Regions from separate parts of the Homo sapiens genome. Here region 2 is linked to region 1. A link is an interaction called in ENCODE POLR2A ChIA-PET data of the cell type or tissue named here. Cell type or tissue: HepG2. All regions are shown on one strand. Each heading gives the region's core, and the rest is flanking DNA. Links, peaks and the distances in the headings are about the cores only.

Evidence for each region. Peaks named below come from ENCODE experiments on the same cell type or tissue, not always from the same donor. Only the 100,000 strongest peaks of a DNase experiment are listed, where the experiment ranks them.
Region 2: POLR2A ChIA-PET joins it to region 1 with 16 read pairs; 3 of 35 experiments call an interaction of 5 or more read pairs at or near these places.

What each region holds. Positions count from the first base shown.
Region 1 is chr2:232,855,178-232,860,555 of GRCh38, reverse strand. GIGYF2 (GRB10 interacting GYF protein 2) reads right to left here. Exons shown (of 29, transcript NM_001103146.3): 29 at 1-3,763. The coding sequence ends at 3,696. Among named protein-coding and RNA genes, the nearest start is that of SNORC, 12 kb to the left of the region's middle. In HepG2, for the core only: no CTCF peak of the experiment used is centred there; DNase peaks (open chromatin) are centred at 3,195 and 3,695.
Region 2 is chr2:233,009,966-233,015,343 of GRCh38, reverse strand. NGEF (neuronal guanine nucleotide exchange factor) reads left to right here and starts at 2,088. Exons shown (of 15, transcript NM_019850.3): 1 at 2,088-2,276. It overlaps LOC101928881 (a long non-coding RNA gene), which reads right to left and starts at 2,730. Exons shown (of 3, transcript NR_136325.1): 1 at 2,375-2,730; 2 at 2,097-2,204. In HepG2, for the core only: no CTCF peak of the experiment used is centred there; DNase peaks (open chromatin) are centred at 2,043 and 2,773; H3K4me3 peaks cover 2,014 bases.

The DNA of each region.
Region 1 (5,378 bases), core at 80-5,079:
ATTAATAATGCACAGTTGGGCATTTTATACAAAATTACCAATTTTGTTATCAGTCAATTTTAAAGTAGGGTGCAATATATATACGTATATAACATATATGTATATATTATATATATATTGAAAATGTAAAACATATACTTTTATATACATATTTGTATATATAAAAATATATGCATGTATAAATACAATGGTTTCCCTAAAAAAATTATTTAAATAAAGCCAGAAGTACCATTATCTATCCTAAAATTTAAAAAAAACAAGCTGGGTGCACTGGCACATAGCTGTAGTCCCAGCTACTTGGGAGGCTGAGGCAACAGGATCACTTGAGCCCAGGGGTTTGAGACCAGCCTGGGCAACATAGTAAGAACCCATCTCCAATACAAAAACAAAAACAAAAACCCTCAACTTAAAGCCAATGAAAATAAAGTCCTTCATGTATGCATAAACTCATTTTATGCAGATATTTCCCAAAAATGGCTATAATATCTCCCACCCCACAAGCTCTTCTCCAATGTGACCTTGTCACTCCTTTCATCAAGGCGGGGGGGGAGGGGGTTGCAGGGAGAGGGCCATGCTCCCTTCTCTTGAATCTGAGTGGGTTTGTGACTACTTTGATGCAACACAGTGTCACAGAAGTGACTCTATGTGACTCCTGAGCTAAGAGCTCAAAAAGGTAACACAGCTTCTGCCTGGTTCTCTGGGGGAAGCCAATCACCACTTAAGTTCAACTCCTCTGAAGCTGCCATTCCGGAGACGACACACATAAGCTCCTCCAGTCATCAACCCAGCTGAGTTCCCAGCCTACAGCCAACGTCAACTGTCATTACACGAGTGAGCCATCTTGGACAGCTTGCCTAATTCATTAAGCCTTCATAGGAATGATGCCCTGGAAGACATCTGACCACAACCAAAGAATACCCCAGGAGAACCACCACCCAGCTGAGCCCTATCCAAATTCCTGACCCACAGAATGAAGTAGCTGTTGTAAGCCAATCTGGAGGGAATCTGTTATGCACAGCAGCCACCAGCACACCAATCTGCTTGGGGACAGTCTCCATAATCAAACTGTCTTGTCTGGGATGTTTTTAAATCTCTGAATTTAAACAAATCAACCAACAAAACTGGAGCTGGGCATGGTGGCACACACCTGTAGTCCTAGATATTTAGGAGGCTGAGGCGGGAGGATCACTTGAGCCCAGGGGCTCGAGACCAGTGTGGGCAACATCACAAGACCCTATCTCCAAAAAAGCCAACCAAACAAAAAACCGGAAGCAGAGAGGGTACAAAACAAATACTTCAAAACTCAGGAATAGTTAGGAGAATTTGGAAATAAGTTCATAGAATGGGATGAGAAAACGGTGGCTCTAAGTGAAAGGGTGAGCAAATGAGAATATGAAAGAGAGTAGCATTGAGAGAGACAGAAACAAACATTCCCAGGGAAGAGTGTTTCTTTCTACTAAGTGGGAAATTCCTCAGATAGAAGCAAGTCTCCTTGGTTAAGCAAATGGATGTTCCATGACCAAAATGACTTTGTTCCCCCTAATCTGCCCATTCCACTCCCAATTTTTAAAAATTTATTTTCATTTTTCCTGAATACACACACAGAGTCTAGTTGGGAAGGTGTGGGCAAGCTCTGGAGGGGTGTGTTCAGAGTGGGTGTGTCTGCGGTATGAGGGCAGGAGCTGATCCACATGTTAGCAGAAAGGGAGAGTCAAAAAGAGAAAAGATATTTGGTCAAACTTACCGACATCTGCCTTGACCTCTACATTCTCAAATACAGAACCAGCCAGTGCTACGTGGTCTGGCAGAGAAAGAAGCCATGGCTGCCTCCATGTCTTGGGTGCTTGGAGCTTTTCCATGGTACCAAGAGGAACAGTTTAGTGCAGAACTCAGCCTCCATAAAGGTGAGTACAAGAGGTGCACTCAGATAGAATACAATCAGATTTTATTTAAGTTCTTTTTTATTTTCCTCCACACTGGCAAAAGTTCCGAGGGAGCCTAAAGTTTTGTAAACATTTTAACTATCCCTCTTACCCACCCCCAACTTTTGAATTTACAAAGCAAAGGAGAGTAGGAGCCCCAACTTTTAATGGTTTCCTCTCCCCTCATGCTATTTGATCCAAAAACTATATACAATTTTGTAGCAGTCTCTGTATAGTTATTACACATGTTTAGAAGGGAGGGAGGCAAGAAGGGATAGGGAGAATGGTGATCCAAAATAATAAAAATAGAAGCCAAATATAATACTCCAAACCCAAACTGCTCTCAGAGCAACTCCAGCCTTCTTCAGGCAACAATGACAGGCAGCAAAGGTGCTTTTCCAGGGGCTGCCCAGACCACAGCACCTCTCGCACAGGCACAGCTGCCCAATGACTCCAACCCAGTGTGAGTGGCAATTCCAGGTGATGTTCTGTAGGGGTTTGGTGGAGGCAGGAAAAGTATTTGTTTATAAATAGGGCTTGAGTACATTTCTACTTGAAGTTTAAGGTTTTAGGAGGCCATGACCAGAAGCCAGGCCAGGCTTCCTGCTCCCATTTTCGCCCATCCCCTCCAGCCCACTGCATCCTCCTGTATAGTAGATTCCATGGATGAAGGTCTTAAAGATGGACAGGTTCTGTATGTTCTCTTTTCAGAAAAGGCAAACAACTTGCCATCCCAGAATCTTTACACAAAACCTTTTCCGGGCTACAGCAAGACACACACGCAATGCTCTGAGGACCAGATGAAATTCCAGGCTTTTATCAGAAGCAAAAGTTTATCCCTATCCAAAAATGAAATTATACAAATTCATACATATGGTAAAGATTCTAGCTGCCTCTTAAACGAGACAAATTTTCAGCAGAAGGGCCCAAAACAAAATGGTCCTAGTCCTCTGAAGTAAAAATATTTATGGGAAAAATCAGTTTTTGTAAGAAAGAAAAATTAAGAATAGTCTCTCTCCCAGGCCATAGAGCTTCCTTTGTCCAATCAGGTTGGAGCATGCCAGGGGAGATCAGCTTGCTCAGAAGTCACTATCTAACGAAGAAAAACATAAATCCTTTCAGAGAAAGGACACTCAGAAAGAACAGGTGAGGAGTGTGTAACATCAAACCAAACCAACCTCATCTCAACCCCACTCAGGGCCTCTCTGATGCAATCCCAAAGTTAGCAGTGGCAATGCAACTTTCAGACCGGGAGAGCTCTGACTGCCTGTTGGATACTCGAGTCACAGTCCATGGGGTGTTTTGTTATTGGCCAATGTCTGTTAACCATTAACTCTCTTCATGATTGCACCAGTTAGACCATTTGCCCTGATGGGGGGAAAAAGAAGAAGAAAAAACAAAATAGAAGAAAAAAAGTGACAAGAGAAAGCAAGCTGCTAATGGCCGATCCCAACACACTTTCTGGGAGACAGTAGATGAAATCACAGCACAGTGAACACATGCTGCCTAAAATCAGCCTTGTTGGGGAGTAATCCCAACTGCCACCCCCAAGACACAGGGTCCAGTCCACTTATCTATAGTCTGAGATGTTCACCAACAAAAATGGATTAAAGAATCTTGGACACAAAGGGCCAGAAGAAAAAGCCTGAGATGATCGGTTCTGTGATTTGTTGCAGAGTGATAAAGAGTAAATGGTGAGTAAGTGTTGTGTCCAAAGGTGGAGACTCCATAGTCGGCAGACAGGAGAGGGATGGCCAGTCCACTGGCAGGTGCTCAGTAGTCATCCAACGTCTCGATTTCACCCATGTTGAGTCGCTCCGATGATGCATTGACTGAAAATCCTGCAGAAAAAAAACTGGCTATGAGTGACCACACCCAGGCAACCAAGCGGCTCAAATTCTAGGCGGTGAGCTGGAATGTAAGTCTGTGTTTGTTTGTTTGTGAGACAGGGTTTCACTCTGTCACCCAGGCTGGAGTGCAGTGGCGTGATCTCGGCTCACAGCAAGCTCCACCTCCTGGGTTCAAGAGATTCTCATGCCGTAGACTCCCAAGTAGCTGGATTACAGACACATGCCACCATGCCCGTCTCATTTTTTTTGTATTTTTAGTAGAGATAGGGTTTCACCATGTTGGCCAGTCTGGTCTTGAACTCCTGACCTCAAATGATCCGCCCGCCTCGGCCTCCCAAATTGCTGGGATTACAGGCGTCAGCCAACGTGCCTGGCCAGTCTTTTGTTTTTGAGCATACCATAGAAGTATTACAGGGAGACAAAGATAAAGGTCACAGCAGTAGCTTTCTGTTCTTCCAATGAGAGAGATTTTTTATTTTCTTAAGGTTCTGATATAACCTAATTAGGAAGGAAAATAAAACAAAATAGCATCACCAATTAAAAAGAACTGCAGGCCGGGTGTGGTGGCTCATGCCTTAATCTCAGCACTTTGGGAGGCCAAGGCAGGCGGATCATGAGGTCAGGATATCGAGACCATCCTGGCTAACATAGTGAAACCTCGTCTCTACTAAAAATACAAAAAAACATTAGCTAGGTGTGGTGGTGGGCACCTGTAGTCCCAGCTACTCGGGAGGCTGAGGCAGAAGAATTGCTTGAACCTGGTCGAAGGAGCTTGCAGTGAGCCGAGATCGCGCCACTGCACTCCAGCCTGGGTGACAGAGCGAGACTCTGTCTCAAAAAAAAAACAAAACAAAAAAACCCCCTGCAAACCACTGCTTCAGAGAATCAGAGAAAAGAATGGGATGTGAGTGTGTATCAAGGACAGGCTGGGCTGGCCCTGGAGGAAAGTTCATGCAGGAGGTCTACCTTAAAAGAGATGGGGGTGGGCAGGGGGGTTACCATGGAGGGTTGTATACACTAAGTTCTTTGTAACTACTTGACCACATAACTTTGAAATCTGAGTGGGATTAATACCCCTTTAAACCTCAACCCACTTTAATGGGAATACTTCTTCCCACCAGTCAAAAACTTTATGAAAGTTCTGGCCCAGAGCTTTTGATACTCAGGGTAAGAGGCTCCATGGAAGACACACTATTAAGATCCTTAGAGTCCTCGCATATTCTCTTTCCCACAGTAGACAGAGCAAGAAGATTAAAGTACTCTAACTCGATCTACTGTAAATATATCTGCAAAGGAAAAGATTTCAGTTAGCAATGTTTGATTAACCAAAAGGGAATTTGGCTTAGAAAAAGCAGTACTAGCATACCCATTGAAGGCAATAAGCAGTACTCACAAACACAACTGACAGCTGAAAACCTAATGCTGGCTGGGCACACTGGAGGCCGAGGTGGGTGGATTACTTGAGGCCAGGAGTTAGAGACCAGACTGGCCAACATGGCAAAAACCTGTCGCTACTCAAAATACAAAACATTAGCTGGGCGTGGCGCTGCACGCCTGTAATCCCAGCTACTCGGGAAGCTGAGGCACAAGAATTGCTTGAACCCAG
Region 2 (5,378 bases), core at 115-5,114, 150 kb before region 1:
TGGGTGGGTGGATGGGTGGATGAGTAGATGGATGGGTAGATGGATGTGTGGATAAGTGGGTGGATGTGTGGATGAGTGGGTGGATGAATGGATGAGTAGGTGGGTGGGTGGATTGGTGGGTGGATGGGTGGGTGGATGGATGGATAGATGGTGGGTGGATGGATGGATGGGTGAAGGGATGGATGGTGGATGGATGGATGGTGGATGGATGGGTGGATAGATGGATGGGTGGATGGGTGGATAGATGGATGGGTGGATGGGTGGATAGATGGATGGGTGGATGGATGAATGGGTGGGTGGATGGGTAGTTGAGTAGATGGATGGGTAGATGAATGGGTGGATGAGTGGGTGGATGAATGGATGAGTAGATGGTTGGGTAGATGAATGGGTGGATGAGTGGGTGGATGAATGGATGAGTAGATGGTTGGGTGGATGGATGGATGGATGGATGGATGGATGGATGGATGGATGGATGGTTGGATGGATAGATGGTGGGTGGATGGATGGATGGAAGGGTGGGTGGATGGATGGGTGGGTGGATGGAAGTGTGGATGGGTGGATGGATGGGTGGATGGGTGGATAATGGATGGATGGATGGGTGGATGGATGGGTGGATGGGTGGATGATGGATGGATGGGTGGATGGATGGTGGATGGATGGATGGACGGATGGATGGGTGGATGGGTGGATGGATGGGTGGATGGGTGGATGGATGGGTGAGAGAATAGATGAGAGACTACTTCAATCTGGCTTTCAGGGACAAAACTGAAACCCATGTTTTGTGGCAATCAGATGGCTGTGGGAACTTTCAAAGATGGCCCTCAGGGACCCCCACCCCTGGTATTGTGCCCTGTGTAATCCCCTACCTTTGAGTGTAGGCTGTGCCTGATGACTTCCTTCTAACGAGTAGAATATGCCAGAAGTGATGGAATATCACATCCTTGAGTATATTACAAAAGACTGACCTACCTCTTCCCAGACTCTCTCCATAGCCCTCTCTGATGCAACGAGCTGCCAGGGCGGAGAGGCCCACATGGCAAAGGACTGATAGTGGCCACAGCTGACAGCTGAGAGGGGCTGAGGCCTTCATCCTACAGCCCTAAGAAACTGAATCCTGCCAACACCAGCAGCTTGGAAGTGGATCCCCCCTAGTGGAGCCATGAGATGAGACCTCAGCCCCTCCAACACTTGGATGGCAACTTATGAGAAACCCTGAGCAGAGAACCCAGCCAAGCAGTGCCCAGACTTCTAGCCACAGAAACTGAGATGACAAATGAGTGTTATTTCAAGCCACACACTTTGAGTTAATTTGTTTCCAGAACAGATAGCTAAAACAAACGCTGATTTGAGTTTTATATAAAGATGGATGATGTAGCAATTAAACTTGGCAAATGATGGTAGTGGTTTTGATACTAGTTGGCTTGGGTTTGAATCCTGGATCCCCAACTTACTAGCTGTGGGGCTTTGAGCAAGATGATCAATTTCTTGAGCCTCTGTTTCTGCATCTTTAAAATGGGCATGATTCTCTGGTCATAGTGACAACACAAGGATTACATAGATTATGTAATGTACTTAGCCCAGTGCCTGTCATGTAGTAAGCACTGGATTAAAGGAAGCTATTAGAGGGAATAATAATAATAATAATAATAATAATAATAATAATAATAATGGAGCAAGATGCCTTACAAAGCAGTGAGTGTTCCATGCCTGGAAGTGATTGAGTTAAGGCCAGATGGCCATGGCAGGAAGTGACTAGAACCCTGGAGGACCCCAAAGCCTCTCCCAAATCTCAGATTTGAGGGCCGTGCAGCTGGCTTGGCCAATGCTTGGGGTTGGTGGGCCAGCTGAGCCACGGGCCCCTCTTGGTGTGACCATCAGCATTATCTTGCACTGGGCGGGCGGCGGGTATTCCAGCCATGCCCAGCCTTCCCCTCAGATAGCCCTTCCCTCCTGCACCACTTTTGTGTCAGGTATGTGGCTGCCACCCTGGCTCAACCCATGGGGCCCAGGAAGGTAAACACCCAGCCGGGAAGTGATCGTTATGGGCTCGTGGCCAGCTATGGGCCAAGGCAGGTCTAAAGGTCGGGAATGCTTACCAGTGAAGCTTTTCCAGGACAGGACGAAGTTTTTGGCTGTGGGCTCTCTGGGACAGAGTGGAGCGCCTGTGGATTTAGCCGGGGACACACCATCCTGCTCGCAGGTGCCTGGACAGGACAGGGGACGAGGGAGGAACACTCTCTGAGGAAGCCCAACTCCTATGAGCTCCTCTCTGGCAGGTGAGAGAATGGTTTTGGTATTTTTTAAAAAAATAAAATGAGATAAAACAAGAGAAGGAACAGAGGCTACCGCTAGGACAGGTAGGAAAGGAGATTACCACCCATCCATTCACTGAGGAGGAGCCCCCAAGAGAAACAGCAGCCCTGGATTCCACCCGAGGGATCCTGTCTGGTCTCGGCTTCAGCACTGCCCCTCCTGGCACTCAGTTTCACCATCTGGGAATCAGGATAAGGACTCCTTCCAGGCGCTCTTCCATTATGGCTGTGGGGTAAGTGAGATCAAAAGCAGGAATGGCTGCATAATTGCAGGGCCCTGTGCAATATAAAAATGCAGGGCCCCTTGTTAAAATAGTAAGGCTTTCAAAAGGACAACAACACAGCATTAAAGCAAGCCGGGGCACCTTCTAAGAACAGGGCCCTGTGACTGCCCAGGCCCCACACCCACGACGCCAGTCCTGATAATGAGCGTATATGTAAACGGAAGTGCCCTGATTCCTGTGTGCCATGGCACAAATCTCAGGGTCAGGAAGTGCACTTGGGAAACAGAAGTCATAGTCGTGAAGTGACAGCCCACTGCGCTTTAGCTCCCCCAGCACTGCCCCCTCCGCTCAGGGGCCCCTTTCAGAAAGACAGAAGGCCCTACCCCTCAGAACCTTCCTGATTTTTGCATCTGGCTGGCCTCAAGCCACAGCACGGTGTGACTGAAATGTGTAGGGACACAGTTTTCTTGGATGTGAAAGTGGTAGGTTCTTATTGTCTATCTTGATTTAAAATTTGGGACAGTCACACAGTCTCTGGCTGTGTAGAGGTGGGACTTGTGTTTCCTGGGCTCGTGACAGCTCTGCTATGTTCCATTGACTATCAGTGTATTTCTGCTTTTTGGGAAAATCCTTAATGCAATAAGGCCACTGGTGGGAATGTTCCAGCTTGGACACTTGCCATGTGTCTTTGTCCTCCCTGCCCCTTCTCTCTTTCTCTCTCTCTCTCTCTCTTTTTCCATTTAGGCTTCCCCTTTGCCCATGTCTCAGGCTGCCCCTTGGCACTGCTTAGCTCTGAGGAAGTAGAAGCCAGGGTCCCCTTGGGGGTCAAGCTTTCTGGTCCATGAAGGGAGACCACAGACCACCTCCCTCCACCGCACTCTCCTCCCACATCCCTTTCTGGAGCCCAAATTGTCATGGGAACCCCTCCCAGGGAGGGGATCCCCACAGGAAAGCCAGGGGTTGATCCAATGACAGTGTGAGTAACATTCCACAGCTTTCTGCCCCAGTGGGGCTGGGGACACAGATGAGGCTAGACATGGGGGAAGATGAATTGCTTTAAGAAGAGCTGATGCATGCCTGTAGTCTCAGCCACTCAGGAGGCAGAGGCAGGAGGGCTGCTTGAGCCCAGAAGTCATGCGGTGGGCTATGATCATATCACTGCATTCCAACCTGGGCAACCTGGCAAGACTCTGTCTCTGTTCCTTTTTTTTTTTTTTTTTCATTGCTTTAAGAACTTCCCTTGGCCTGTGGGAGACCGGAAGCTTGTACCAGTAACAAAATAGCCCAGATGTTGTGGGGCCACCCAGAGCCTCTCAGAGGAGACCAAACCTAACCACCCAAGCCTGCTGGCTCTACCAGGGGCGCAGGAGCTGCTGTTTGTCCCAAGAAGCTGGTGAGCCACCAGCACCAAGTCGGACATCCCGTCTCCCAAGATGACGTCCCTTCCCCATCTACATGGGCCCATTGCTTCCCGAGTAAGGAGTCAGCTCTGATGCTCTGAAGTCACCCCCCAGCACAACCCCAATGGCAAAAATTCCTTTACTCCTTCATAGATAATTGCTGTGCACAGTGTATGTGTGAGGCTTTGAAGTGGGGCTGGGGACACAGATGGGACAATGGTGGCCCTCAGGCTAGTGGAGATGAAGCGATGCTGTGTCCCACACCCCCGAGGCCAGGCCAGAAACCCCGCTTGGTGAAAAGAGCACACCAGCCCTCTCACCCCAACAACGGTGATAGGATCCTGAGGCTGAGAGGCACCGTGGCCCAGCGGAGCAGGGGGTTCCATCTCTGAGCCTGGATGGGCTGCCTCTTTTCAGACCCCCCTTCTCCCCGCACCTAAGCCCCCTCTGCTACCATGATGGTGTCTTCAGGAGGCTGCTGGGCCTCAGGAAAAATTCCTTCCCTTGGCCTGGGACCACCTCTCCCCACCTTGGGAGAGGTCAGACCAGGGGGTGGAATTCTGCCTCCAGACTGGAGGACCCACCCCAGAAGGCTGAGGACTTCAGCCTTACTCCTCCTCCCTTTGTTTGGCAGCCATCCTGGAGGCCAGGGCCGTGGGAGACCACATGGGGTCTGAGCACTGAGGAGGGGCCATTTGCTGGAGCACCCTCTGTGGGCTGCTTTTGGGAAACTAGCTCAGGTGGTTGATTAAGGACCTGGGAGCCTGGGTGAGGCCATCTCACAATCTTCCTGCCTCAACTCACTTTGCCTGTGGACAAGGAAAAAAAAAAATCACACGTTCAAATGAGGAGGATGGGCACCATCAAAGGGATGGATGATCAGCAAGGCCTGCATGGAGGAGGTGGCCTCTGAGCTGGCCATCATTCAACAATCTTCCATCACTTATTAATGATTTTCCAGGAGGAGGAGAAGAACTGGGGGTGTGGTTTGATGTATTATAAAGCAAGCATTACTACCTTGAAAATAAGGTAGTAATTCTTTTCACACTCACTCAGAATGAATGCTCCAGGTTCTCTAAATAGCATACGTTCACAGATAGCACATTCCAGGTGAAGGGACAGCAGGGTTTTAGCAAAAGGGAGGGAGCCCTGCAGTAAGGGTTGGGCCAGTGGAGGCAGAGACAGGGGAGGCATGAGGTCTGTTTAAAAGATGCCAGCTGGGCGTGCTGGCTCACACCTGTAATCCCAGCACTTTGGGAGGCTGAGGCGCATGGATTACCAGAGGTCAGAAGTTCAAGACCAGTCTGGTCAACATAGTGAAACCCCATCTCTACTAAAAATACAAAAATTGGCATGGTGGTGGACCCCTGTAATCGCAGCTACTCAGGAGGCTGAGGCAGGAGAATGGCTTGAACCCAGGAGGCAGAGGTTGCAGTGAGCCA